Linked DNA regions of Homo sapiens: regions 1, 2, 3 and 4 are each linked to region 5. The links are chromatin contacts, found by Hi-C or POLR2A ChIA-PET in ENCODE. All regions are on one chromosome and are shown on one strand. The core of a region is the stretch at or near the end of the contact, and the rest is flanking DNA. Distances in the headings are between cores, read along the strand shown.

Region 1 (5,587 bases), core at 1-2,500, 510 kb before region 5:
CAGGGCAGACAGCAAGAGCTCTTCTCGTGCCCTGGGGGTTGCTTGCTGGTCCCCAAGTCCTCTGCGGTCCCTAAGGGCTTGGGAAGGGACCCTTCAGGGTGGCTAGAGAAAGGAAAAAAAAAAAGGGATGTGAGAGAAACTAGAGACAGGCAGGCAGGGGAAAGCCGGGATGGTATGGGCAGGAGTGGGGAAGACGACCAGGACAGACTTGACTATAGAGGCCCCCCAAAACCTGAGGCCAAGTCGGGGAGAGGACCCTGAGAATCTGGAGGTGCGGGAGTCCGCTGACAGATAAGAGGCAGTGATAGGGAGAGGCTGGAGGCCAGGGGCTGGGTAGATGACCCTAAGACAGAGGACTGTGGTGCAGGTTGTGGGACGCGGTAACCAAAGACAGAAGAAGGAGGGCTGGAGTAGAAAAGGGTGGTGTGGAGGAGTGGGAAAGGAGGGGGTTTGGAAAATAGGAGGGACCTGCCTCGGCGTTCCAGAAAGACAACGAGAAACGTGGGGGTTCCAGGGAGAGTCAGGGTGGGGGCGGGGGGGTCAAAAGACAGAGGAAACTGGGGAGTCCAAAAACAAAGAGAACGAGGGGCCCAGAGACAGAAAAATAGACCGGAGGGAAGCTGGGAGGGAGGACCCGGGGCGGAGCGGGACGGTGGGGTCGACCCGAGCCCGACGGGAGGAAGCCGGCCGGGGGCGGACACACGCCCAGACGGAAGGGAGGTCCCGAGACTGACCGACGGGAGGGGCCCTCGGGGAGAGGGTCCGCGGCGACAGAGGAAAGGACGGAGGAGGGTGCACGCACCCGGAGACAGGACGAGAGATAAAGGTGCCCCCATCCAGGGCACCCCAACGCCCCCAACCCGGGGCAGGCCCTGAGGCCCCTTCTGAGCGCAGTAGGCGACAGGGGCAGGGCCTAAGGGCCGCTCGGACCCCCTCCCCTCCCCCTCCACTCGGCCTCCGCCCGGCGCGCGCTCCCCGCCCCCACCCCAACCCCCACAACGGCCGGCACCCAACGTAACCGGCGCGCGTCCCCTCCCCCGCGCCGCACCCACATCCCCCTTCCCGGGGTCGCCCCGGCAGGCCCCGGCGCGCGCCCCCACACCCCGCCCGGTTCGCGCCGGCGCCCCGGCTCCGGCTTAGTCTCCTCCCGCTCCCTTCTCGCCCCGCGACCTCCTCACCGAGCTTTTTCCTCCGGCCCCGGCGCCGCCGTTTGTGCCAGCCGCCCTGCGCCGCACAGCGCGCCATACCCCGCCCCCACCGCGCGCGACGCCCCGCCCCGCCTCGCCCGGTGGGCACGTGACCGCGCCCCGCGGAGGGGACGGCGCCTGCGCAGGCCCGAGCCGCGCGGGGCGGGGCGGAGCGGGGCGAGGAAGTTCGGGACAACCCCCCTACCAAGGAGAAAGGAAACAGCGGTCCGTGGCCTACACGAGGTTCATTTGCATCCTCCGCCCCGCCCCCTTTGCGCGGGAGGGGGAACGCAGTGTGAGGGGCCGGGTCTGGGAGGGGGCGTTTCTTGCATGTTGGAATCAAGTGGCGTCGGCGGGGCGGGGCACGCAAATGATGTGATTTACATGGACAGGCCTACCCGCCCCCCGCCCAGCGCGGGGCACCGAGTTCGGCAGCGCGGTGCGCGTGACTTCATTTACATGGTCAGCTCCTCCTCCTTCTCGCCGTCCAGGAACGGAGGTGAGAGACGGAGAAATGGCTACGCAGTTAGTTGAGAAATGTATGTAAATTCGCACGTCAGTAATTTACATAAGTATCTTTTATAACGGAGGCAAAAAAGTGCGGGTTGCCCTTGAGAAAAGGGAACGCGGACTAGAAGGGATGTGCAAATGTGTATTTTCAAGACCCGCTCCGGCCTGCCCCCTCGGGACGATTGTGGGAATCAGAATAAAGAACCAGGGAAAGTCTGGGCAACGGAGTGAGACCTTATCTTTACACAAAATTAAAAAATGAAACAAAAAAAAATCCACGGAACGCTACACAGAGAAGACATTTGCATGGCCAGCTGGGAACACTTTAGGAGACTAAGGAGATAAGGTCATTTTGAATGCCCTGCCCGCTCCACCATTGCTCTGGAGAGCTGGGACTCAAGGCTCCCGCCGGGTCGGTGAAGGCCGACGTGGAGATGGGAGGGCGACGAGCAACTGGGAGTGTCCTCGGGGCTGCACCAGTCCCCTGCAGGCCACCTGAGGGCGTAGGGCGGTTCGCGTGAGCACAAGGGCATGCATACTGGTATCCACACATGCGTGAGGATTGCACAAAAGCCCGCAGTCCTCAGGGCACACACAGGGTTCATGGCCACACAAGGGTGTTTCTAGTTTAGTTTTGTTTTTGAGATGGGGTCTTACCCTTTTGCCCAGGCTGAAGTGCTGTGGCATGATCATAGTTCACTGCAGGCCCAACCTCCCAACTAAAGTGATCCTCACACCTCAGCCTCCGGAATAGCTGGGACTTCAGGTGTGTACCACGACACCTGGCTAACTTTTTCTGTTTTTTATTTTTGTAGATAGGGTCTCTCTGTGTTGCCCAGGCTATAGTCTCCAACTCCTGGGCTCAAGTGATCCATCTGCCTTGGCCTCCCGAAGTGCTGGGATTACAGGCATGAGCCACCACGCCTGGCCACACATGGGTGTTTAAAAGGAGCCAAATTCACACCAAAACACACACAGACCTCGGGGTACACATGCACAGGCACACACGCAGTAGTGAGTCACTGCCTCTGACTCTCAGGCATCAGACATGCACACACCGGAGGCCCACCTATAGGTCCAAATTCCCATCCCCTGGCCTTGATGTCCCAAACAATACCAGCCTCACCAATACAATGACCAAGGCCACAGAGCAGTTACGGCTGTCAGCATCACACACAACCAGCACACATTATATCCTATAGACATCATCCCATATGCAGGTACTGGAAACATGTACACATGTCACAAACACAGGGACATCAGCGTGTTTACACACGTGAGCTTAGAACACAGATTGTCACAAACTGTCCACACAGTAACAAATTCCCTCCCTCCGCAACAGGCACCTGAGTCATCATGCTTGGTATACCCCACACCACGTCCAATCAGGAAACAAGGCCCCCAAGGCCAGGCCCAGTGGCTCACACCTGTAATTCCAGCACTTTGGGAGGCCAGCGCGGGCGAATCACCTGAGGTTGGGAGTTCGAGACCAACCTTGACCAACATGGAGAAACTCCATCTCTACTAAAAATACAAAATTAGCCAAGTGTGGTGGCACATGCCTGTAATCCCAGCTACTCGGGAGGCTGAGGCAGGAGAATAGCTTGAACCCGGGAGGTGGAGGTTGTGGTGAGCCAAGATCACGCCACTGCACTCCAGCCTGGGCAACAAGAAGGAAACTCCATCTCAACAACAACAACAAAAAAACAGAAACAAGGCCCCCAAACACCATGACACATGATTCTTCCATCAGGGACCTCTTCCATCTCCCTGCCATCTCACAATAATGGAGGCCAAGACACAGGTGTAAACAATGCTTTATGGGGGTAGGGTGGGTGCTGGACAGGCCTCCAGGTAATAAATAACAGGTACTAGCAACAGCAGGGCCAGATGGGGAGTTGGGGACAAATGACCCTGGTCTCAGGCTTTGGGAGCTCTTGGGGTATGGTTAGGGGTTCAGGGGGACAGACGTTAGCCAAGACAGAGGAAGCAGCAGCAGGTACGGGATTCCCCCTTCCCCCGTGGCTCAGTCTTGCCCCAAAGCCAGGCCCCACCAGGCCAGGGAAGGGGGACAGGTGGCAACGTAGCTTCTCCGGGGCCAGGGCAGGTTAGGACACGGCCTCTCAGAGCCTGGGCCTGGGCCCCAGCAGGGCTGGTCCTGGAGAACAGGTGAGCTGAAAGAGAAGGGTGTGGTGACCTGCAGGGTCCCCGGGGTCTGTCCAGCCGGTCTCTATCTCATTTCCAGGTATTTCCTTCCCCTCCTATCTGCATCGGTCTGTCCATACCTTTCTTCTCCCGGTTTCTACATTGTCTGATTTTCCGCCTCTCCCCTGCAGGTAATTTGGGGCTTGTGCTGAGGGTACCTGCATCTCCCTCTTTGTTTGCCTCAGAGAGCTGTCTGAGTCTGTAAAGCCACATTTCAACATCTAAATATCATGAATCTGGATGGACGCAGTGGCTCACGCCTGTAATCCCAGCACTGTGGGAAGCCAAGGCAGGAGGAATGCTTGAGCCCAGGAGTTTGAGACCAGCTTAGGCAACACCACGAAACCCCGTCTCTACAAAAACATACAAACATTAGCCAGGTGTAGTGGCATGCACCAGTAGTCCCAGCTACCTGGGGGGCTGAGGTGGGAACATCGCTTGAGCCTGAGAGGTGGAGATTGCAGTGAGCCAAGATTGTGCCACTGCACTCCAGCCTAGGCAACAGAGTGAGACTGTCTCAAAAAAATAAATAGGCCGGGCGCGGTGGCTCATGCCTGTAATCCCAGCACTTTGGGAGGCCGAGGCGGGCAGATCACCTGAAGTCGGGAGTTCCAGACCAGCCTGACCAACATGGAGAAACCTCATCTCCACTAAAAATACAAAATTAGCCAGGTGTGGTGGCACATGCCTGTAATCCCAGCTACTCAGTAGGCTGAGGCAGGAGAATCTTGTAAACCCAGGAGGCAGAAGTTACGGTGAGCTGACATTGCACTATTGCACTCCAACCTGGGCAACAAGAGCGAAACTCCATCTCAAAATAAATAAATAAATAAATAAATAAATCGGCCAGGCACGGTGGCTCACGCCTGTAATCCCAGCACTTTGGGAGGCCGAGACAGGCAGATCACAAGGTCAGGAGTTCAGACCGCCCTGGCCAATGGTGAAACCCCGTCTCTACTAAAAATACAAAAATTAGCCAGGCGTGGTGGTAGGTGCCTGTAGTCCCAGCTACTTGGGAGGCTGAGGCAGGAGAATCACTTGAACCCAGGAGGCGGAGGTTGCAGTGAGCCAAGATCACACCACTGCACTCCAGCCCGGGCAACAGAGGGACACTCCATCTCAAAAAATTTAAATAAATAAATAAATAAATAAATAAATAAATAAATAAAATGAACCTGCCTTTGTATCTTTCTGTGTCCCTCTATGTTCCTGGATCACCCTGGCTCTAAGTCTCATTTCACTGTTCCCCAAGCTGGGGAGACAACGTTAGGTTAGTGGTTCTCACTTTGGTTGTATATAGCATTACCTGGGAGCTTCCAGAAATCCTGCAACTGGCTGGCTCACATCTTTTTTTTTTTTTTTTTTTTTTGGAGATGGAGCCTCGCTCTATTGCCTGGGCTGAAGTGCAGTGGCGCGATCTAGGCTCACTGCAAGCTCCGCCTCCTGCGTTCACGCCATTCTCCTGCCTCAGCCTCCTGAGTAGCTGGAACTACAGGCACTTGCCACCACGCCTGGCTAATTTTTTTTTTTTTTTTTTTTTTGTATTTTTAGTAGAGACGGGGTTTCACTTGATCTACAGATCAAGCCAGGATGGTCTTCATCTCCTGACCTTGTGATCCGCCTGCCTCAGCCCCCCAAAGTGCTGGGATCACAGGCGTGAGCCACCATGCCCAGCCTGGCACACG
Region 2 (5,467 bases), core at 1,629-4,128, 950 kb after region 5:
TCTCTACTAGAAATACAAAAATTAGCTGGTTGTGGTGGCGCACACCTGTAATCCCAGCTACTCATGAGGCTGAGGCAGGAGAACTGCTTGAACCTGGGAGGTGGAGGTTGCAGTGAGCCGAGATTGTGCCACTGCACTCCAGCCTGGGTGACAGAGAGACACTCCATCTCAAGAAAAAAAAAAAAAAATTAGCCGGGTGTGGTGGCTCACGCCTGTAATCCCAGCTACTTGGGAGGCTGAAGTGAGAGAATCGCTTGAACCCAGGAGGCGGAGGTTGCGGTGAGCTGAGATGGTGCCACTGTACTCCAGCCTGGGTGACAGAGCGAGACCCCTGTCTCAAAAAAAAAAAAAAAGAAAAGAAAAAAAGAAAACCAGGCAAGTGTGGTGTCATGAAGACGATGTTTCAGGGAACAGGGAGTGATGGGCTGTGTCAGATGTGGCTGAGGAGGAGTGAGAATTGACCATTAGATCCAGCACCGTGGAGTGCATGGGTGACCTTGACAAGGGCATGTCAGCTGAGAGGAATACAGGTGAAAGGCTGATTGGAGAAGGCAGAAGAGAAAACTGGGAGGAGAAATTGGAGGCAGCAATGTAGATTATTCTTTTGAGAAATCTTTTTTTTTTTTTTGAGAAGGAGTCTCACTCTGTCACCCAGGCTAGAGTGCAGTGGCGCAATCTTGGCTCACTGCAAGCTCCGCCTCCTGGGTTCACGCCATTCTCCTGCCTCATCCTCCTGAGTAACTGGGACTACAGGCACCTGCCACCACGCCCGGCTAATTTTTTGTATTTTTAGTAGAGACGGGGTTTCACCTTGTTAGCCAGGATGGTCTCGATCTCCTGACCTCGTGATCCACCCGCCTTGGCCTCCCAAAGTGCTGGGATTACAGGCATGAGCCACCACGCCCGGCCTCTTTTGAGAAATCTTGCAGAAAAGGGAAGGAAATGAGTGAGCAGCAGCTGGACAGGAGATACAGTTTTATGTTTTTAAGATGGAAGAGGCCAGACACAGTGACTCACGCCTGTAATCCCTGCACACCAGGAGGCTGAGGCAGGAGGATCGCTTGAGGCCAGGAGTTTGAGGCCAGCCTGGGCCACATAGCGAGATCCTGTCTCTATAAAAATCAAAAGTAAAATTGGCCAGGCATGGTGTTGCGTGCCTATAGTCCCAGCTACCTAGGAGGCCAAGGTGGGAAGGTGGCTTGAGCCCAGGAGTTGGAGACTGCAGTGAGCCATGATTACACCGCTGCACTCCAGCCTGGGTAACAGAATGAGACCCTGTCTCAAAATAAAAGAAAAAAAGAAAAGAAAAAAATTAAGATGGAAGAAGTAACACTGCATGGAGGCTAAGGAGAAAGATCCAGGAGGCATGGGGACGTTGGTGAGACAAGAGGGAGAGAGAGGACAGCTGCAGAGATGTAGGTGAAGGGGTAGAGTCCAGTGTAGGGTCCGGGGTTTGCCCACCATGGAGGGAAGTGGGCCAGTCACAGTTGGCCTAGGACCCTGTGGAAATTGTCTTTTGTTTGCTTTTATCTTCTCACTGAAATACATATGGTTTTTGTGTGAACTACATTCCTTTTATTTCTTCTTTATATGACAGTCAGGACATTATATTGATTTTTTTTTGAATTTATGTGTGTAAGTAGGTTATATTATCTAGGAATTTTATTTCGGGATGGGAAAAGGGGGCAGTGCAAAAATACTCAATAAAAAAAATAGCCGGGCATGGTGGCTCACAGTGGCTCACACCTGGAATCCCAGCACTTTCGGAGGCTGAGGCAGGTGGATCATTTGAGGTCAGGAGTTCGAGACCAACATGGCCAACATGGTGAAACCCCATCTCTACTAAAAATACAAAAATTAGCCGGGCGTAGTGGCACGTGCCTGTAGTCCCAGCTACTTGGGAGGCTGAGGCCGGAGAATGGCTTGAACCTGGGAGGCGGAGGTTGCAGTGAGCTGAGATCGCACCACTGCACTCCAGCCTGGGCGACAGAGTGAGACCCTGTCTCAAAAAAAAAAAATTGGGTACCGGTCTGACGGGATTGAACTCCCTTGTTGTAGGGCCTCATAGGTCATTGCAAGGCTAGTGAGGTTGGAAAAGTGCAGGAAAAAAGTCACCATTACCCAGGCACTGTGGGGTTGCCCCTCTGGTCCCCATTTTGCCATTGACATAATGGGCGTCAGTCTGACCAGCAAAAGACTAAACTCCCCTTTTCCAGCCCTGCAATTCAAATATCCCAGATGGGGGTAAATCTAGGAAGGCCACCTGGAGGAGGGGAGGAGCAAAATAGTTCGTTTTTAGTACCTATTGTGTCTGCCATGCTGGCAGCTATGTGAAGCTATTTATTTATTTATTTTTATTTATTTGTATTTTTATTGCCTGGGATAGAGTGCAATGATGTGATCTTGGCTCACTGCAACCTCTGCTGCTCGGATTCAAGCAATTCTTGTGCCTCAGACTCCCGAGTAGCTGGGATCACAGGCGTGCACCACCATGCCAGGCTAATATTTTGTATTTTTAGTAGAGATGGGGTTTTGCCATGTTGGTCAGGCTGGTCTCCAACTCCTGACCTCAGGTGATCCGCCCGCCTCGGCCTCCCAAAGTGCTGGCATTACAGGTGTGAGCCACCATGCCCGGCCGATGTGAAGCTATTTATATCCTCACCACAATCTCAAATCAGAGGGGTGAAGTTACTTAGCTAGGGTCACACAGCAAGGAAGCTTTGGAACCCTGGTCTGAGCGATTTCCTGACAGGTCCTGGCAGATGAGGGGAAGGAAGGAGGGGGAGGAGCCCTCTGTGACAGTTGTCCCAGAAAGGGCATAAACAGGATGTGGTGTTGGATGAAACCTTCCTCCTACTGCACAGCCCGCCCCCCTACAGCCCCGGTCCCCACGCCTAGAAGACAGCGGAACTAAGAAAAGAAGAGGCCTGTGGACAGAACAATCATGGTCAGGGGCCAGGGGTTCTATGGGAAGAGCTGGGGCTGGGGTTGGGGCTGGGGCTTGGAGGACACCTGGGCGAAGGTCAGGCTATGGGATGGAGGTCACGGGCCGGGAAGGGGGCCCAACTGTGGTGAACAGCCCGGCTGGAAGAACAGAGAGACAGTGGCTCTGGGTTTAGGCTCAGGAAGTGGATCTCTGCACCTCCTTGAGTGTCCCCCAAGAGTCCCCGTGGAGAAGGCGGGAACCCAGCCTCTGCTCCGCCCCCCAAGCTGAGTGCCCTGGTGAGGGGTATCTACTCTGTGGGAAGGGTGCCTTTTCTCAATGTTCACAAAGGCATCAGATGGGCCGGCGCGATGCTCCTCTTCATTAGTGGATGGAGAAACAGGTTTGGGGAAGGGGTGAGGGCTGAGGCCAGGCCATTTCAGCTCTTCCTGGGTCCCTCCGGCAGTCTGACTCCCTGGTGGTGTGCGAGGTAGACCCAGAGCTAACAGAAAAGCTGAGGAAATTCCGCTTCCGAAAAGAGACAGACAATGCAGCCATCATAAGTGAGTGACATCTTCCCCCACAGAAGGATGGGAGGGCGGTGGTGAGGGCAGATAGGGAGGGCTGGGCTTGTGTCCCCCATGGATCAGGGGGAGTGTCTAATCCCTGTGTGCCACCCCTCCCCAGTGAAGGTGGACAAAGACCGGCAGATGGTGGTGCTGGAGGAAGAATTTCAGGTGATGGGCTGGGGTGATTGGGACTGGGAGGTACAGGGTGAGACTGGGAGAACCAAGTGGTTGGAACTGATATGAAGAGCCTGGCATGGGGGTAGAAAGACCTGGAGATTGGCCGAGCACAGTGGCTCATGCCTGTAATCCCAGCACTTTGGGAGGCCGAGGCAGGTGGATCACCTGAGGTTGGGAGTTCAAGACCAGCCTGGCAAACATGGTGAAACCCCATCTGTACTAAAAATATAAAAAGTTAGCTAGGCATGGTGGTGGGCACCTGTAATCACAGCTACTTGGGAGGCCGAGGCAGGAGAATCGCTGGAACCCGGGAGATGGAGGCTGTAGTGAGCCGAGATTGTGCCACTACACTTCAGTCTGAACCACAGAGCAAGACTCTGTCTCAAAAACAAAAACAAAAAACAAAAAAACAAAAAACCCTGGAGATCAAGTTCTAGCTCACTCATGACCCCCAGCAAGAGACTTTGCCTGTTTGTGTCTCTATTTCCTCATCTGTGAAATGGGGAGAATAGTACTTATCTCATAGGCTTGTTTTTACATCCAGTGATTTAATTCTTGTAATGGGTTTAGAACAAGGCCTGGCACTTAGTATGTGCTCAATAAGGTGATGATGATCTTAATAATGATGATAATAATGCTTTATTGGCATTTAAATGAAAGAGTTTCCATATAAGTTAAAAAGCTAGCCAGGCATGGTGGCTCATGCCTGTAATCCCAGCGCTTTGGGAGGCTGAGGCAGGAGGATCACTTGAGCCCAGGAGTTTAAGACCAGCCTGGGCAACATGGTAACACCCTAACTCTACTAAAAATACAAAAATTAGCCAAGCACAGTGGTGTGCACCTGTGATCTCAGCTACACAGGAGGCTGAGGTGGGAGGGTTGCTTGAGGCTGGGAGTTTTGAGACCAACCTGGGCAACAAAGCAAGACCCCATCTCGGCTGGGTGCCGTGGCTCACGCCTGTAATCTCAGCACTTTGGGAGGCTGAGGCGGGCGGATCACAAGGTCAGGAGATCGAGACCATCCTGGCTAACATGGTGAAACCCCGTCTCTACTAAAAATTCAAAAAATTAGCTGGGTGTGGTGGCGGGTGCCTGTAGTCCCAGCTACTCGGGAGGCTGAGGCAGGAGAATGGCGTGAACCCCGGAGGCGGAGCTTGCAGTGAGCCAAGATCGTGCCACTGCACTCCAGCCTGGGCGACAGACTCTGTCTCAAAAAAAAAAAAAAAAAAAAAAAGACTCCATCTCTACAAAAAAAAAAAAGGGGGTAGACCTCACCCCCCTGGTGGCCTCACTGTCTTTATCAATAACAAGAATGATAATAAGGCTTATTTCTCTAGTGTTGCGATAAGGATTTATAAGGGAATCCATGGAGACTGGGGGCTGGGGCTCTCTCAGGCCCTCTGAAAGGCAGTATAGTGAAGCAGTTATGATTCGAACCCAGATTCAAATCTCAACTCTGCTGCTTTCTATCTGTGCAATCTTGGGCAAATGCCTTAACACCTCTGGGCCTCAGTTTTCTCAGCTGTATAGTGGGCATAATGATGGGACCTACCCCACAGACTTACGGGATAGTTGCATGAATTAATCCATGTGTGTTTCATAGAACGATGCCTTGGCACATGGTAAGTGCTCACCTAAAGGTGGTCATTCTTTTTTTTTTTTTTTTTTTTGAGACGGAGTTTCGATCTTTTTTGCTCAGGCTGGAGTGCTATGGCACAATCTTGATTCACTGCAACCTCCGCCTCCCGGGTTCAAGCAATTCTCCTGCCTCAGCCTCCTGAACACGCCTGGCTAATTT
Region 3 (5,940 bases), core at 499-2,998, 580 kb after region 5:
CTAATCCCTGGCATGTATAGGGTCAATTAGGGGTGACCTAACAGAACAGGGGAGTCCTCCTGAAACACTGACCTGCCTTATTTTCAACTCAGAAAATGAAAACAAGACTTGAGGGTGAAAGAATTTAAAAATTCACTCCAGTGAGAAACAACACTTGTTGAAAGAGAAAGGGAAATGACGAAAGAACAGGAAACCCCTGTGTGTGGGATGTACACGCACCACAATCATCAAGGGCAATGGACGTCCTTCCCAGAAGCGGCACACATTACTGACAGCACAGCCCCAGTACTTGCACAAATGAAGCCTGTGGGTCAGGGACATAACTGGAGGGAATGATTGATTTCTACGACGACTGCAAGTGGTTGATGATTTTTCTGTATTTTTGAGATAGGGTCTTGCTCTGTCACCCAGGCTGATATGCAGTGGTGCAATCACAGCTCACTGAAACATCGAACTCCTGGACTGCAGTGATCCTCACACATCTGCCCCCTCTTGTGTAGCTGGGGTGAAAGGTGTCTGCCACTCTGCCAGTCAGATATTTAAAGATTTTTAAAGAAAGCATATCACTATGATGCCTAGACCGGTCTCAAATTTCTGGCCTCAAGTTACCCTCCCATCTTTGCCTCCCAAATTGGTGGGATTATAGTCATGAACCAGTGAACCCAGCTGCTTTGTTGAGTAATGTCCACAGTAAGCACTGTCTGAATTCAGACAGCTTGTTCTTTCATGAGTGGAGGAACAAGTTTAGTCTCAGTTCAGACAGAGCTTACAGTGGATATTTTGTTTGATTCCGTCTCTTTAACCACGGCCTCTAATATTCTTCCCTGGCAAATCAGTATCTTCACACTCGCCTGTTCCACAATGGGAAGAACAGGCTGGGCTAGCGACAGGGAAGCTGAGCCTGGGAGGCAAAAGCCAGTGATCACTCTGTGCAGTCCCCACCTGAGGAACCATCTCTCCCATAATCTGCGTTCCTTTTCCTCACTCTTACTGGGAAGAGATATCTACTGATGATATATTTCGCTCTCATAAGTGATCTGAAACGAGTCCTTGGTAACTCACAATCCCCAAGATCCCCACCAGTTAAGCCACTTGGGATCCACATTGCCACACATGAAAAGACACACAGGTGCTTCATCAGAGGTGCTGCTGTGTGGGGAGGAACCTTCACATGCACAGAAGGCCACGTGCATGTTTTCCCTTCAATACCCAGTCACATCCCAGCACACACACCCATAGTCACACAGAGCCATGCCACTCACTGAGTTACACACACCTGCTCACTGTGCACATAAAGATGACCATGCACTGGTCTGGCTGTGCCCACACACACTCACATCACAGACAGGAAGACAAAGCACACTCACCCCCTTACACTCACTCACACACTTGCCGGTCCTGGTGGGTCATCCACCTCCCACCTAAAGTCACTTAATCTCAGCAGAGTTCACTCTCATCAGACACCACCACACCCTCACAGAGGGTTACACTGGTCCAGGGTCCACAGCCTACACCCACAATCATCTCAGATACCACAGCCTCAGGGTTTCTCTTCTACACACCCACAACTCTCGGTAATGCATTCACAGTAGGAATGCTCATATTTTCAACTCAGAAAACCTCCCCTGTTTCTTTCTTGGTTTATGTGACTTGAGATTATTGAAGGCTGTGACTTTTCAACTCACGGGTAGTGATGACATTGTTCTCTCCTTCTGGGCAGCTCTTCGGAATTGTGTCCAGTCTTCTGTGTGAATCTCTGAGTGGGATCATTTAAATGCTGCAACTCAGAGATGCCCTTTGGCTTCATGCCAGATTCCAAGCCCCTCCCAGCAAGCTTTCCGTGCAGCAGGAGAAAGACTCAGGTGTCAGAAAGAAACTCTGTCACAACCATAGATGTTTGCAGGTCTGTGTCTGTAATGCAGCAGAAATGACAGTGGGGGAGGTACCAGGCTGTGGATTGGGTTACCAGGGAAATGCATAGATAAGGATGATGGAGTGAGGGGTAGGGATTGTAAAGCCCAGCCTTTGTGCCTCTCAAGCTTTTTCTCCAGTATGCAGAATCTAGCCAGAAGGTGTACATTTCCTCAATTTGTACAATGACTAAAAATAAAAAATTGGGAATTTTGGAAAAAGACGTTAGACCTAGAAGGTAATTCTTCTCTTTGCCTTTAAAGGTTCTGGGAGGGCCTTTAAGGGTCAGATCCTTTTGACCTTGATCCTCAGGAGGATCTGGGAAGAGAAGTAGAGATAGTTCTTGCATGAACCTGCCTCACACTAGGCCCCTTGGATCTGCCAGGTGAGGGTCACTCTCATCTGTCTGTCACATACCTGGGCTCTAGCTGCATTCTCTGCTTTGTCTTGGAGTCCATGTAAAACAAAGTTTCAGAGATATTGTTTCTCCTGCAGATTCTGGGAGAAAGATGAGATTTTTTTTCTTTTTTCTTTTTTTTTACTTTTATTATAGGTTCAGGGGTACATATGCAGATAAAGTCATGTCATGAGGTTTGTGGTACATATGATTTCTTCACCTGGGTACTAAGCGTAGTACCCAATAGTTATTTTCTCTGCTCCTATCTCACCTTTCACCCTCCAACCTCAAGTAGGCTTCTGTGTGTGTTGTTCCCCTATTGGTGTCCATGAGTCTCATCATTTAGTTCACAATTATAAGTGAGAACATGCAGTATTTGGTTTTCTGTTCCTGCATTAGTTTGCTAAAAATAATGGCCTCCAGCTCCATCCATGTTCCTGCAAAAGACATGAACTCATTCTTTTTTAGGGCTTCATAGTATTCCATTGTGTATATGTATCACATTATCTGTATCCAATCTGTCCTTGATGGCATTTGGGTTCATTCTGTGTCTTTGCTATTGTGCACAGTGTTGCAATGAACATTCATATGCATATGTCTTTAAGGCAGAATAATTTCTATTCTTCTGTGTATACAGTAGTGTATACACCATTCCCAGTAATGGGATTGCGGGGTTTAATGGTAGTTCTGTTATAAGCTCTTTGAGGAATCACCACACTGCTTTCCACAATGGGTGAGCTAATTTACACCACCGCCAATAATCTGTAAGTGCTCCTTTTTCTCCACACCCTTGCCAGCATCTGTCCTTTTTTGACTTTTTAAGAAGAGCCATTCTGACTGGTGTGAGATGGTATCTCATTGTAGTTTTGATTTGCATTTCTCTAATGTTCAGTGATATTGAGCTTTTATTATATACTTGTTGGCCACCTGTATGTGTACTTTTGAGAAGCGTCCCCTGTCTCTACTAAAAATACAAAATATTAGCCGGGCCGGTGGCGGGCGCCTATAGTCCCAGCTACTCAGGAGGCTGAGGCAGGAGAATGGCATGAATGCGGGAGGGAGAGCTTGCAGTGAGCCAAGATCATGCCACTGCATTCCAGCCTGGGGGACAGAGTGAGACTTCATCTCAAAAAAAAAAGAAAAGAAAAGAAAAGAAAAGTATCTGTTCTCTGTTCTTGTCTTTTCTCGCCTTTTGTTGTTGTTTTAAGACAGGTCTCACTCTGACATTCAGGCTGGAGTGGTGTGGCTCCATCTTGGCTCACTGCAACCTCTGGCTCCTGGGCTCAGGTGATCCTCCCAGCTCAGTATCCTGAGTAGCTGGTACTGCATACCAGCTGTGCAGACCTCACCTAAGGGACCAGTACCCCCGTAGTCTGTATTCCTCTTCCCCACACTTATTGGAAAGAGACACCTACAGATCATACATTCTGCCTTTAAATTGTTCTTTTTGCCTTTAAAGATTCTGGGACAGCACTGCCCTTGATCCTCAGGATGATCCGGGGGGGAGGTAGAGAACGTCCTTGCATGAACCTGCCCCATGCTAAGCCCTTTGGCTCTACCAGGTGAGGGCTGCTCTCATCTGTCTGTCCCACACCTGGACTCTAGCAATACTCTCTCCTTTCTCTTGATGTCCATGTGAATCAAAGTTTCAGAGACACTGTTTCTCCTGCAGATTCCAGAAGAAAGGTGACATTGGTTTTTTTCTTTGTTTTTTAAACGTTTATTTTATGTTCAGGGGTACATATGCAGGGAAACTCGTGTCATGGGGTTTGCGGTAAAGATTATTTCACATCCAGGTACTAAGCCTAGTACCCAATAGTTATTTTTTCTGCTCCTGTCTCACCTTTTACCCTCCACCCTTAAGTAGGTCTCAGTGTGTGTTGTTTCCCTCTTGGTATCCATGGGCCTCATCATTTAGCTCACACTTCTAAGTGAGAACATGCAGTATTTTGTTTTTCATTTCCACATTGGTTCACTAAGGTTAATGACCTCCAACTCCATCCATGTTCCTGCAAAAGTCATAATCTCATTCTTTTTTGAGGCTGCATAGTATTCTATGGTGTATATGTACCACATTTTCTCTATCCAGTCTGTCCTTTATGAGCTATTAGGTTGAGTCCATGTTTTTGCTATTGTGCATACTGTTGTAATAAACATTCATGTGCACGTTTTTATGGTAGAATGATTTATATTCTTCTGGGTATATACTCAGTGATGGGATAGCTGGGTTGAATGGTAGTTCTATTTTAGCCATTCGAGGAACCATCACATTTCTTTCCACAATGATTAAACTAATTTACACTGCCACCAAAAATGTGTAAGTGTTCCCTTTTCTTCACAAACTTGCCAGTTTCTGTTATTTTTTGACTTTTGAATACTAGCCATTCTGACTGGTGAGAGATGGTATCCCATGGTGGTTTTGATTTGCATTTTTCTAACGTTCAGGGCTGTTGAGCTTCTTTTCATATGCTCGTTGGCCACATGTATGTCTTCTTTTAAGAAGTATCTGTTCCTGTTCTTTGTCTACTTTTTTTGAGACAGCCTGGTCTGACACCCAGGCTGAAGTGCAGTGGTGAAATCTCGTCTCACTGCAACCTCTGCCTGGGCTCAGGCGATCCTCCCAGCTCACCTTCCTGAGTCCCTGAGATTACAGGTGCCTGAGACAAGACTCAGCTAATTTTTCTATTTTTCATAGAGATAGGGTTTTGCCGTGTTGCCAAAGCTGGTCTTGAACTTCTGGACTCAAGCAATCCACCTACCTTAGCCACCCAAAGTGCTGGAATTACAAGCGTGAGCCACTGCACCCAGCCCTTTGCCCACTTTTTTATGGGGTTGTTTGTTCTTTTCTTGTAAAGTTGTTAAAGTTCCTTATAGAAGCTAGATATTAGACAATTTTCAGATACATAATTTGCAAATATTTTCTCCTATTCTGTAGGTTGTCAGTTGACTCTGTTGATAGGTTCTGTTGCTGTGCAGAAGCTCTTTAGTTTAAATAGATCCATTTGTCAATTTTTGCTTTTCTTGTGATTGCTTTTGGCATCTTTGTCAGGAATCTTTTGCCTATTTCTACATTCGGTATGGTACTGCCTAGGTAGACTTCCAGGGTTTTTATAGTTTTGGGTTTTACATTTAAGTCTTTAACCCATCTTCAGTTGATTTTTCTATATAACGCAAGAAAGTGGTTCAGGTTCAATCATCTGCACGTGGCTAGCTAGTTATCCAAAAATTATTTCCATTGCTTGTTTGGTCAACTTTGTCAAAGATCAGATTGCTGTAGGTGTGGGACCTTACTTCTTGCCTCTCTTTTCTGTTCCATTGGTCTATGTGTCTGTTTTTATGCAAGTACTATGCTGTTAGGTTACTCTGGCCCTATAGTGCAGCTTGAAGTTGGGTAATGTGATGCTTCTAGCTTTGTTCTTTTTGCTTTGGAATATCTTTTATTCAACCCACTCGGTTCAATTAATATTTAAAATATTCATTTTAAAATAGATTGTTCTAATTCTGTGAAGAATGTTATTGATAGTTCAATAGGAATACCATTGAATCTGTACATTTCTTTGGGCAATGTGGTTGTTTTAATGATAGTTATTCTTGCTATCTGTGAGCATGGAATGTTTTTCCATTTGTTTGGG
Region 4 (5,184 bases), core at 2,409-4,908, 530 kb before region 5:
TGCAGGAGGAGATCAACCTTGTGGTGGGACACGTGCGGCTGCCAGCGCTGAAGGACCGCGCGGCCATGCCTTACACAGACATGGTGATCCACGAGGTGCAGCGCTTTGCAGACATCATCCCCATGAACTTGCCGCACCGCATCACTAGGGACACGGCCTTTCACGGCTTCCTGATACCCAAGGTGCGCTAGGCCTGGCAAACGACATCAGGCAACCTAAGAGGAGGCATCCCAGGCTCTTGCAGCTCGCAAGCAGTATCCCAGGCACTAGCAATCAACACCCCAGGCCTTAGCAACTGGCATCCCAAGCCCTAGCTACAGACATCTCAGACCCTTAAATCCAGAAGCTCAGGCCTTTGCCAGGACCCCATCTCATATCATACTGGACTAGACCCCTTCACCGTGACAAATCCCCTTCCTAGAACCCCTCCCTGGAAGCCCTGGGGTGTGGAACTTCATCTGGAGGATCCCTGGGCCTAAACGCTATTCTCAGGGACCCCTCCTTTTCCCCAGAAACCCCACATCTGCTCCCACAAAGGGTGGGGGTTTCCCACATCCCTGCCAAAGTCCCCAATAATACAGCATATAGCACCCATCACTTGGAACCCTAGACACCCACACATATTTCCTTGGCCCCCGATTGAGTCCTATACCCACCTATACCCACCCCTTATCAAGTCCCCAGGACACCCAGCCCAATACAATGGAAAGGAGTTTGGGAGCCTCCCAGCCCTCCTACACTGCTAAGTCCACCTCCTCACCCACACAGGGCACCGATGTCATCACCCTCCTTAACACCGTCCACTACGACCCCAGCCAGTTCCTGACGCCCCAGGAGTTCAACCCCGAGCATTTTTTGGATGCCAATCAGTCCTTCAAGAAGAGTCCAGCCTTCATGCCCTTCTCAGCTGGTGAGGGCAGGAATCAGAGTCTTTCTGGCCCAATTTCTACCTACATTCCTCATCCTAATTCCACTTGCCAAATCCGCTCACTCCTTCCTTCCACCCATTCTCAGCTTTGGATGCACAGAGACATTCATTCCTCCTCTCAACTCTGCTCCTATAGGCAAGTAGTGACTAAAATCCTCGTGAAGCAAGGTGGGGAGGTTGATTAATAATTTAACTTGGGACTGGGCATGGTGACTCACACCTGTAATCCCAGCACTTTGGGAGGCTGAGGTGGGTGGATCGCCTGAGGTCAGGAGTTCGAGACCAGCCTGACCAATATGGTGAAACCCTGTCTCTGCTTAAAATACAAAAATTAGCCGGGTGTGGTGGTGGGCGCCCATAGTCCCAGCTACTCCTGAGGAGAAACAGGAAAATCACTTGAACCCGGGAGCCGGAGGTTGCGGCGAGCCGAGATTGCACCATTGTACTCCAGCCTCGGCAACAAAGCGAGACTCTGTCTCAAAAAAAATAATGATAATAATTTAACAGCCAGGGGCAGTTACTCACACCTGTAATCCCAGCACTTTGGGAGATCTAGGCGGGCAGGTCACCTGAGGTCAGGAGTCCAAGATTAGCCTGACCAACATGGTGAAACCCTGTCTCTACTAAAAATACAAAACTAGCCAGGAATGCACGCCTGTAATACCAGCACTTTGGGAGGCCAAGGCGGGCAGATCAGAAGGTCAGGAGATCGAGACCATCCTAGCTAACACGATGAAACACCATCTCTACTAAAAATACAAAAAAATTAGCCGGGGATGGTGGTGGGCTCCTGTAGTCCCAGCTACTCGGGAGGCTGAGGCAGGAGAATGGCGTGAACCTGGGAGGCGGGCCTTGCAGTGAGCAGAGACCGCACCACTGCACTCCAGCCTGGGCGACAGAGTGAGACTCCATCTCAAAAAAAAAAAAAAAAGAAAAAAAATTAGGCAGGAAATGGTGGCACATGCCTGTAATCCCAGCTCCTCTGGAGGCTGAGGCAGGAGAATCACTTGAATCCAGGAGATGGAGCTTGCAGTGGGCCGAGATCGCGCCATTGCACTCCAGCCTGGGCAACAAGAGCAAAACTCCGTCTCAAAAAAATAAATAAATAATAATTATAATAATTATTATTTAACTTGGGCCAGGTTCATCGGCTCATGCCTGTAATCCCAGCACTTTGGGAGGCTGAGGTGGGAGGATCGCTTGAGGCCAGGAGTTCAAGACCAGCCTGGACAACATGGCAAGACCCTTTCTCTACTGAAAATTTTTAAATTACCTAGATGTGGTGTGGTGTGCATCTGCGGTCCCAGCTACTTGGGAGGCTGAGGTGGGATGATCACTTGAGCTCAGGAGTTTGAGGTTACAGTGAGTATGATCATGCCACTGCACCCCAGTCTGGGCGACAGAGCGAGATCCTTTCTCTAAAATAAAAAATACTGACTAGCCAAAAATAAAAAATATATAAAATGTTTAAAAGAAAAAATAATAATTGAACTTGGGAGTGGTCATTGTCTACCTCTCCACTGGGTGGCGCAGTTGAGGTGGTTCTAGGGTTTTTGTTTTGTTTTGTTTTTTGGCTTTCCTCTTTACCCTGCTGAAAAATACTTCCCTCTTTACTCAGTAGCAGGAAAAGAAAAAACAACTGGCATAATAATAGGTAACTTACCATATTGCCTACTGTGCGTCAAGTGCTGCCTCTACAAGAGCCCAGCTAAGAGCTTATGTTTTCCGCTGGGAATGTGCAGCCCAGATTCCAGCAGGGTTTGCATCCCATCTGTCACCCCCTAGCTGTGTTGCCTTGGGTATGTTACTTCACTTCTCTGTACCTCAATGTCCACATCTATAAAATGGAGATAATACTAAGGCCTGCCTCTTGGAGTTGTTAGAATTAATTGTGATGTAATGCTTAGAGTAGGGCATGGCCCATGGTGAGCTACTTACAGCCTCACTGCTTTCCCTGTGTTTACCATTCACAGCAGCCTCATGAGGCACTATTACTATCCCTCCTTTTATTTTTCTTTCTGAGACAGGGTCTTGCTCTCACCCAGGCTGGAGGGCAGTGGCACGATCATGGCTCACTGCAGCCTTGATCTCCTGGGCTCAAGTGATCCCCTCGCCTCAGCCTCCCAAGCAGCTGGGACTGCAGGCATGTGCCACCTTGCACATTTTTTTTTAAATTTTTTATAGAGATGGGATCTTGCTGTGTTGCCCAGGCTGCTCTCAAACTCCTGGGCTCAAGAGATCCTCTTGCCTCGGCCTCCGAAAGTGCTGGGATTACAGGCCTAAGCCAGCGCGCCCAGTCTTCATATCCCCATTTTAAATACCCAGAAAGTGTGGTTTGTCCAGGATCACAAAACTAGTAGTGACAGCACCGGGATTCGAACCCAAGCAGCCCAGGTCATTCCGCTCCACAGTTTAAAGCATCTTTCCCACATCTTTACATGGGTGAATCTGTGACGTCCCCAGCTGCTGTCTTCCTTTCCTCTTATGTTTTCCTCTGGGAATGTGGGGTTGCAGCCTCTAACCTCATCTTATCTCACCACCGCTCCCCATCCTGCCACCCCTGCAGGGCACCGTCTGTGCCTGGGAGAGTCGCTGGCGCGCATGGAGCTCTTTCTGTACCTCACCGCCATCCTGCAGAGCTTTTCGCTGCAGCCGCTGGGTGCGCCCGAGGACATCGACCTGACCCCGCTCAGCTCAGGTCTTGGCAATTTGCCGCGGCCTTTCCAGCTGTGCCTGCACCCGCGCTAACGCCCCGGCCCTTCCAGATTCGCCTGTGAGCGATGAGGCCCACCCATGTGGGTTGCTACGTCCCCTTCTTGGTCCACGGTCTGCCTCCATCCCTCTGGCAGTCACGCTGTCTTCCCTGCATGCTGTGCCTGCCGCGTGCCCTTCCCCCATCCCTCCAATCTGTACCCCGTCTGCAGGGCAGAGGCAGATGTGGCATGTCTTTTTGTACCCACAGAGCTTGTTCTATGGCACGCCCTTTTCTGGGCTTTTTGTATCATTTCTTAGTACATTGTAATAGATTCAAACCAGTCTTGGCTGAATTAAAGTGAGAATGAGAGTCATTTAGGATGGGGAGAAGGGAGCTGGCTGCAGAGATGGAGACACTGGCTAGTTTTGCCCTCACCTTTAGGGTGGCTAGGGTGGGACAAATTGTATCCTGGAGACAGGCTTGAAGGTAAAGGCTGCGAGGACCTGAAGCCAGTGAGGCAGAGAAACCAAGACAGAGAAAAAGATAGCAGGACCAGGCGAAGTGGCTCACACCTGTAATCCCAGCACTTTGGGAGGCCGAGGCGGGAGGATCGCTTGAACCCAGGAGTTTGAGACCAGCCTGGACAACAGAGTGAGGCCTGACTCTACAAAAAAGTCAAAAAGTGGGGCAGGAGGATTTCTTGAGTCTGGGAGGTCGAGGCTGCAATGGACTATCATTGTGCCACTGCATTCCCGCCTGGGAGACAGGAGTGAGACCCCCCCCAAAAAAAAAAAAAGTAAGAAAGAAAAAGAAGAAGACAGCAGAGAGATATCAAGAAGAAGATGACAGCAGAGAGATATCAGAGAGAATATGCAAGAGATGCAGGGCACTGCAGAGAGATGGGGAAAGCAGGGCAAAGTGAGGCTAAGATGGAACAAGCACTGACACTAAATGACACTCCCTATTTGCACACTGTTCTGAATGCCTCATTTAAGTCTCCCTACTTTGCTCTGGTTTGTTTTGGGGGCTTTTGTTTCTTTTTTCTTTCCTTTTTTTTTTTTTTTTTGAGACAGAGTCTCGCTCTGTCACCCAGGCTGGAGTGCAGTGGTGCGATCTTGGCTCACTGCAACCTCCGCCTCCCTGGTTCACGTGATTCTCCTGCCTCAGCCTCCTGAGTAGCTGGGACTACAGGCGTGCGCCACCACGCCCGGCTAATTTTTTGTATTTTTAGTAGAAACAAGAGTTTCACCCTGTTAGCCAGGATGGTCTCAATCTCCTGACCTTGTGATCCGCCCACCTCAGCCTCCCAAAGTGCTGGAATTAGAGGCGTGAGCCACCGGCAACCGCACCTACCCTGTTTATTTCTTTTATAGCCAGGGTCTCCCTCTTGTTGCCCAGGCTGGAGTGCAATGGCACAATTCAAGGCTCACTGCAACCTTGAACTTCTGGGTTCAACTGATCCTCCTGCTTCTGCTTCAGATCACCAAATAGCTGGGACTACAGTCACCGTGCCTGGCTAACTTTTTTTTTTTTAATCTTTAGTAGAGACAGGGTCTTGCAA
Region 5 (5,456 bases), core at 2,865-5,364:
CCTTTGAACAGCTTTCAATAAGTTACCGGCCCCCTCTACCCAGCAAAGTGCATGTGCAGTCCATACTTATAGTTATGGGGAGAGAGTTTATAGACTAGATTAAGATGGAAGAAAATGGGGTGAGGTTGTAGGGAATTTTCTTCTGGTTCACACTTTTTTTCTTTCTTTTTTTTTTTTTTTTGAGATAGAGTTTTGCTCTTGTTGACAAGGCTGGAGTGCAATGGTGCCACCTCCGCTCACTGCAACCTCCACCTCCCGGGTTCAAGGAATTCTCCTGCCTCAGTCTCCCAAGTGGCTGGGATTATAGGCGCCTGCCACCACGCCCGGCTAAATTTTTGTATTTTTAGTAGAAATGGGGTCTCACCATGTTGGCCAGGCTGTTCTCGAACTCCTGACCTCAGGTGATCCACCTGCCTCTGCCTCCCAAAGTGCTGGGATTACAGGTGTGAGCCACCATGCCCAGTCGCCTCGATCGATCACCCTTGATGCTGAAATGGAAAGGGTCTCGCTGTGTTGCCCTGCCACAAGATTCAAAGTGGCCCTCAAGTTTCACCCTTGATGCTGAAAATAGAGAAAGAGTCTCGCTATGTTGCCCAGGATGGCCTTTGAGGCCCCCCAAAGATAACTAAGCCATTTGCAGAAGTAACATAGGGCACAAAAGTAGGGCCAATACTTTTCCATTTTCTAGCATGAGTTGAGTTAAGAGCACAGGCTCTGGTATCAAACTGTCTGGGTTCAAATACTGTCTTTGTCCTTAACTTGTCCTGGGAACTCAAGCAAGGCCCTTAATGTGCTGTTACATTTAACCTCCAGGGTTACTGTGTAGATAGCAACAGGATAGCATCAGTGGGAGTGTGTTTACACAGAACTTGGCCTGTAACAATTGCTAAATAAATTATATTATTACTGTCTTAATAGAATAAAGAAAGGCAAGCTCAGAGAAGTGAAGTGACTTTGACAAGGACACAGAAAAGATACGATTAGAACCTGGGCCTACTCATCATCAATGCTAAAAAGTGTTGTTTACCTCCTAGACTAATGTTTTACAAACTACAAGGCACAACCAGAAAATCAGTTCAGCAGGGTTGCGGAATTGAAATAAATAGTATATTAAGGGCTGGGCGTGGTGGCTCATGTCTGTAATCCCAGCACTTTGAGAGGCCAAGGTGGGCAGATCACCTGAGGTCAGGAGTTCGAGACCAGCCTGACCAACATGGAGAAACACCATCTCTACTAAAAATACAAAATTAGCCAGGCGTGGTGGTGCATGCCTGTAATACCAGCTACTTGGGAGGCTGAGGCAGGAGAATCGCTTGAACCCAGGAGGCGGAGGTTGTGGTGAGCCGAGATCGTGCTATTGTACTCCAGCCTGGGCAACAAGAACAAAACTCAGACTCAAAAATAAATAAATAAATAAAAATACAAAAATTAGCCAGGTGTGGTGGTGCACGCCTGTAATCCCTCTACTCAGGAGGCTGAGGCAGGAGAATCACTTGAACCTAGGAGGCGGAGGTTTCAGTGAGCCGAGATGGCGGATGGCACCACTGCACTCCAGCCTGGGAGACAGAGTGAGACTGTGTCAAAAAAAAAAAAAAAAAAAAAGAATATTAGGCCAAGTGCGGTGGCTCACATCTCTAATCCCAGTTCTTTGGGAGGCTAAGGTGGGTGGATCGCCTCAGCTCAGGAGTCTGAGACCAGTCTGGGCAACATGGCGAAACTCCGTCTCTACCAAAAATACAAAAAAATTAGCTGGGCATAGTGGCGCACATCTGTGGTCCCAGTACTTGGGAGGCCGAAGTGGGAGGATCGCTTGAGCATGGGAGGTGTCGGTTGCAGTGAACTGAGATTGTGCCACTGCATTTCAACCTCGGTGACGGAGGGGGTGAAACCCTGTCTCAAAAAAACAATAAAAAACCAAAACCAGAAAGAGCCGGGTGCAGTGGCTCACACCTGTTATCCCGGCACTTTGGGAGGCCAAGGCAGGTGGATCACGAGGTCAAGAGATGGAGACTATCCTGGCCAACATGGTGAAACCCCCTCTCTACTAAAAATACAAAAAAATTAGCTGGGCGTGTTGGCGCGTGCCTGTAATCCCAGCTACTCAGGAGGCCGAGGCAGGAGAATCGCTTGAACCTGGGAGGCAGAGGGCAGAGGTTGCAGTGAGCCAAGATCTCGCCACTGCACTCCAGCCTGGCGATGCAGTGAGTCTCAAAAAAAAAAAAAAAAAAAAAGAGAAAGCCACTGCCCTTGACTACCAGTGCTGCAAGGAGTTTATACACAAGCACATGGGTGGTTTCAGTGAGATCTCAGTGTGTCATAATTAAGTGCCCTAGGAGGGGCTAGGATTCAAGTTGGCCCAGGGGAGACTTAGACGTAGGGGAATGGCCTGTGAGCTGTTCAGTGTGGACAGGAGTGAAGAGGGTTGGTCACAGTAACCTTGAGTCTAGATTAGGGCAGAAGGGCTAATGCTTGAAACAAACATTCTGCAAGAGCCCACTCTGGGCAATGTTGGATACACACTGATCTCTGAGACAGTCTTGGTCTCTTCCTTTACTGTGTTTCCTGTGCAGTGGGGGAAACAGACCTGTCACCAGACAGTAATAGATGAAAATGGTTAGGGCTGTGAAGGGGGAGGCATTGGTCAGAGTTATTAACACCGACTGATGGGGAAGACCGGGAATTAGGAATACCAAGCAGCAAGTTCCAAGCTAGAAACCAAATAAGAAAGGGCTAGTTCCAGCATTAGGTTTACGTCTCAGAAAACGAAAGCCGAACCCTCAGCAGGATTTGCCTGAAACACTCTCACAGACTGAGGTGGACCCAGGATTCAACTCTCAGTCAGGCATTTTTCTCACTTACCAATGCATACAATTGCCAAGTTATATGGCATACTGGAACCCAAATTCAGGAGGCAGCACAATCCCCTATGAGAGAGGAGGGGCTGGGAGCCAGATGTCTCACAGCTGTCCAGTATACTAGCTAATATACGGATTAGGATCTGTGCAAAGCTCTTTTCTTGCAGGGTCATTTTTTTTCTTTTTTCTTTCTTTTCTTTTTTTTTTTTTTTTTTGAGACGGAGACTTGCACTGTCGCCCGGGCCGGAGTGCAATGGCATGATCTCGGCTCACTGAAACCTCTGCCTCCCGGGTTCACGCGATTCTCCTGCCTCAAGCCTCCCAAGTAGTTGGGATTACAGGCACACACCGACATGCCCGGCTTTTTTTTTTTTTTTTGTATTTTGAGTAGAGACGGGGTTTCACTATGTTGGCCAGGCTGTCTCGAACTCCTGACCTCATGATCCGTCTGCCTTGGCCTCCCCAAGTGCTAGGATTACAGGAGTGAGCCACCGCGCCCGGCCGCAGGGTGATTTTAAGGCCTTTATGGGCCCAAGTTGCATTATAAAATGTTATATCCCAGATTCACTGGAATATGTACGATGAGAGCAGGTGGCATTAATATCTTGCAGTAATGAACTAATTGGTAAAAACCGTTTTGTTTACATTAAAATGGTTCAAAAGCCAGCGACACAGCGATGATTGTTTCCATTTAGCAGATGTGGATACTGAGGCACAGAAAACGGTCAAGCCTTCTGCCCACAGTCACCAGAAAGGAGGAAATTCAAGTCTGGGGTTGTGTGGCTTCAGAGCCTGAGCTCAACCATGACGAGCACACTGAAAAGGAAACCCCTCCTAACTAACTCCCGCTCCGGGGTCCTTTAAGAGCGTCAGAACCCAGAACTGAGTAAAACAAGATCAAAGCGTATGTAAATACGGACTAGGGGCTGCCGGGAAATAATCACTACGGCTAGGCCCTAGGGAAAGCAGACGTCGGAGTCCTAGTGCGCCTGCGTAGCCCCATCTCGCCTTTCCGCCCCACGGCCTAGCGAGGCCCATCTCTAACCCACACAGGCCCAAAGTTGTCTAATGTGCGCAGGCGCCCTGCTGTGAGCCCGCCTCCTTCTCTGCCCTGCTCTTGCGCTCTCGCTCTCTCAGAGTTCGTCTCTGGCTCTTTGTACGTCACTTCCTGTTTGTGGCGCGAGAGGGCGGTATTTCCGTCCAGAGGGTGGGAGGGGGCGGTAAGCGGGGGCTGGGGGGAGGGGGCGGGGGGGGCCGCGCCGTGCTAGCCGTTGGGCCTGCCTCGGAGGAGGCGTCGCCGCCGCCGCTGCCGCTGCCGGCGCCGTTGCCGCTGCCGGGAAACACAAGGAAAGGGAACCAGCGCAGCGTGGCGATGGGCGGGGGTAGAGCCCCGCCGGAGAGGCTGGGCGGCTGCCGGTGACAGGTGAGTGCGCCAGCGCGTGTCCCCGAACGCCCCCCCCACGATGGTCGCGTCCGGGCCCCCCGCGGTGCCGCGATGGGCTGTACCACCCGTGCCCGGCGGGGGGACCGCGGCCCTCGAGCCCCTCCTTCAGGAGCTGAGTGGGGGTGGCCGAGCGGGGGCGGTGGGACCAGCCTCGGGGGGCCGGGGCGGTGGCGGCGGGCCATACCACTGAGGCGGTGGGGGGAGCGCTGCAAGTTTGCGGGACGGGGAGCGCAGGCCGCAGCGTGCGCGGGCCGGGGGCTGGACCTTTCGGGCGCGGCGGGCAGATCGAGCCTGGCGTGCGCGGGCTAAGCTATCGAGGGGGCGCGCCGCATCAAGTGTAGAGGGCTGTACCTTTTTGGCGCTGTGGAAGCCGTTGCTGTGCTGTATTTACAGGGGTGGGGGCTTCTGGGGAGGATGCTTCCCCAACTGTGGCTGGGTTATATCACCACGGCGTTGGGGGAGCCCTGCTTAGAACGTAGGGGAACCCAAATCAGAGGACTGTGATGTTTGTGATCTTTAAGGGACTGGGACGGGGCGGGACAGGCCCTAGTGGGTTTTAGGGGCGTATTTTGGGAGGACTGTGATGCCGATTGGTGAGGAGGGGTTTCTGTTTCCTGTATTTGACGTGTGTGGCGTTGGGGGTTTACACTGATCTCAGCCTTTATTGAACTTCTTAACGACTCTGGAGGGAACGTCATGGTTACTGGGGTGCTTTGGACCATGGAGGTGCTGCTCTGGATTCCATTACCCTCTCAGATTATTTACCAGGCAGTAACAGTTCTTTCCTTCCATAGGGGAGGGAGGAAAGCTGTGTTAGAAGTCACTGAAGTTGTCTGAGCCTTAACATTCTGAAGAGGAAGAGGGATTGGGCTTGGATTTGAGGAGCCGTGCCCCTGCACCCGCTTGTTAAAACTTGGGAGGAAGGAGTGTTTGGGGGAACACCTCTTCCCCCCAGGGAAGCTCTCTGGGGGCATCTTGATCTTGGGATTGTGAGGACCTCTTCCTCTCATTTGGAGACCTCTTGGGGCTCAGCAAGACGCCTGGGCTGGAGTAACTAGAGCCTCCAATGGGCTGCTTTTCAACTTCATCCACTCCTACCTTCCCAGAGAAGCAGCAGGAGTTCACTCGTGGGCTGAACTTGGTTGGCAGTGGATGTG

Evidence for each region. A loop is a pair of places that touch in the nucleus more often than their neighbours do. ChIA-PET counts read pairs that join two places held with the same protein, here RNA polymerase II (POLR2A). Pooled maps may share reads with other maps.
Region 1: a loop to region 5 is called in a map of B cell, with 14 times the contacts of the local background. The contact joins the promoter of EGLN2 here to the promoter of AKT2 in region 5. A Hi-C loop is called at or near these places in 2 of 168 maps with a recorded cell type or tissue (B cell and chondrocyte), 10 of 37 single-sample maps with no recorded cell type and 17 of 50 pooled maps. POLR2A ChIA-PET finds 5 or more read pairs at or near these places in 1 of 52 experiments (naive thymus-derived CD8-positive, alpha-beta T cell).
Region 2: a loop to region 5 is called in a pooled map, with 5 times the contacts of the local background. The contact joins the promoter of GMFG here to the promoter of AKT2 in region 5. A Hi-C loop is called at or near these places in 1 of 168 maps with a recorded cell type or tissue (CD4-positive, alpha-beta T cell), 1 of 37 single-sample maps with no recorded cell type and 10 of 50 pooled maps. POLR2A ChIA-PET finds 5 or more read pairs at or near these places in 2 of 52 experiments (Panc1 and naive thymus-derived CD4-positive, alpha-beta T cell).
Region 3: a loop to region 5 is called in a pooled map, with 4 times the contacts of the local background. The contact joins the promoter of LGALS14 here to the promoter of AKT2 in region 5. A Hi-C loop is called at or near these places in 1 of 37 single-sample maps with no recorded cell type and 1 of 50 pooled maps.
Region 4: a map of ascending aorta shows a loop between it and region 5 (2.9-fold over the local background). The contact joins the enhancer-like site here to the promoter of AKT2 in region 5. A Hi-C loop is called at or near these places in 1 of 168 maps with a recorded cell type or tissue (ascending aorta), 1 of 37 single-sample maps with no recorded cell type and 5 of 50 pooled maps. POLR2A ChIA-PET finds 5 or more read pairs at or near these places in 2 of 52 experiments (OCI-LY7 and naive thymus-derived CD8-positive, alpha-beta T cell).

The regions. Positions count from the first base shown.
Region 1 is chr19:40,794,854-40,800,440 of GRCh38, reverse strand. EGLN2 (egl-9 family hypoxia inducible factor 2) reads right to left here and starts at 1,250. Exons shown (of 6, transcript NM_080732.4): 1 at 1,179-1,250; 2 at 1-102. RAB4B-EGLN2 (RAB4B-EGLN2 readthrough (NMD candidate)) reads right to left here. Exons shown (of 12, transcript NR_037791.1): 8 at 1-102. It overlaps RAB4B (RAB4B, member RAS oncogene family), which reads right to left. Exons shown (of 8, transcript NM_016154.5): 8 at 3,499-3,871. MIA-RAB4B (MIA-RAB4B readthrough (NMD candidate)) reads right to left here. Exons shown (of 10, transcript NR_037775.1): 10 at 3,497-3,871. RefSeq lists silencers at 913-962, 1,113-1,472.
Region 2 is chr19:39,333,454-39,338,920 of GRCh38, reverse strand. It overlaps GMFG (glia maturation factor gamma), which reads left to right and starts at 2,878. Exons shown (of 7, transcript NM_004877.4): 1 at 2,878-2,947; 2 at 3,390-3,486; 3 at 3,611-3,660. The coding sequence starts at 2,945.
Region 3 is chr19:39,700,289-39,706,228 of GRCh38, reverse strand. LGALS14 (galectin 14) reads right to left here and starts at 1,748. Exons shown (of 4, transcript NM_020129.3): 1 at 1,686-1,748. The coding sequence starts at 1,700. RefSeq lists enhancers at 1,602-1,691, 1,712-1,841.
Region 4 is chr19:40,817,210-40,822,393 of GRCh38, reverse strand. It overlaps the pseudogene CYP2F2P. Among named protein-coding and RNA genes, the nearest start is that of EGLN2, 21 kb to the right of the region's middle. RefSeq lists an enhancer at 3,671-3,880. Within about 2 kb of position 3,658, at least 16 of the 41 ENCODE cell types and tissues checked have a DNase peak (open chromatin) inside an H3K27ac peak, as active enhancers do.
Region 5 is chr19:40,284,003-40,289,458 of GRCh38, reverse strand. AKT2 (AKT serine/threonine kinase 2) reads left to right here and starts at 4,114. Exons shown (of 14, transcript NM_001626.6): 1 at 4,114-4,278. RefSeq lists enhancers at 2,962-3,793, 4,950-5,089 and a silencer at 4,080-4,579.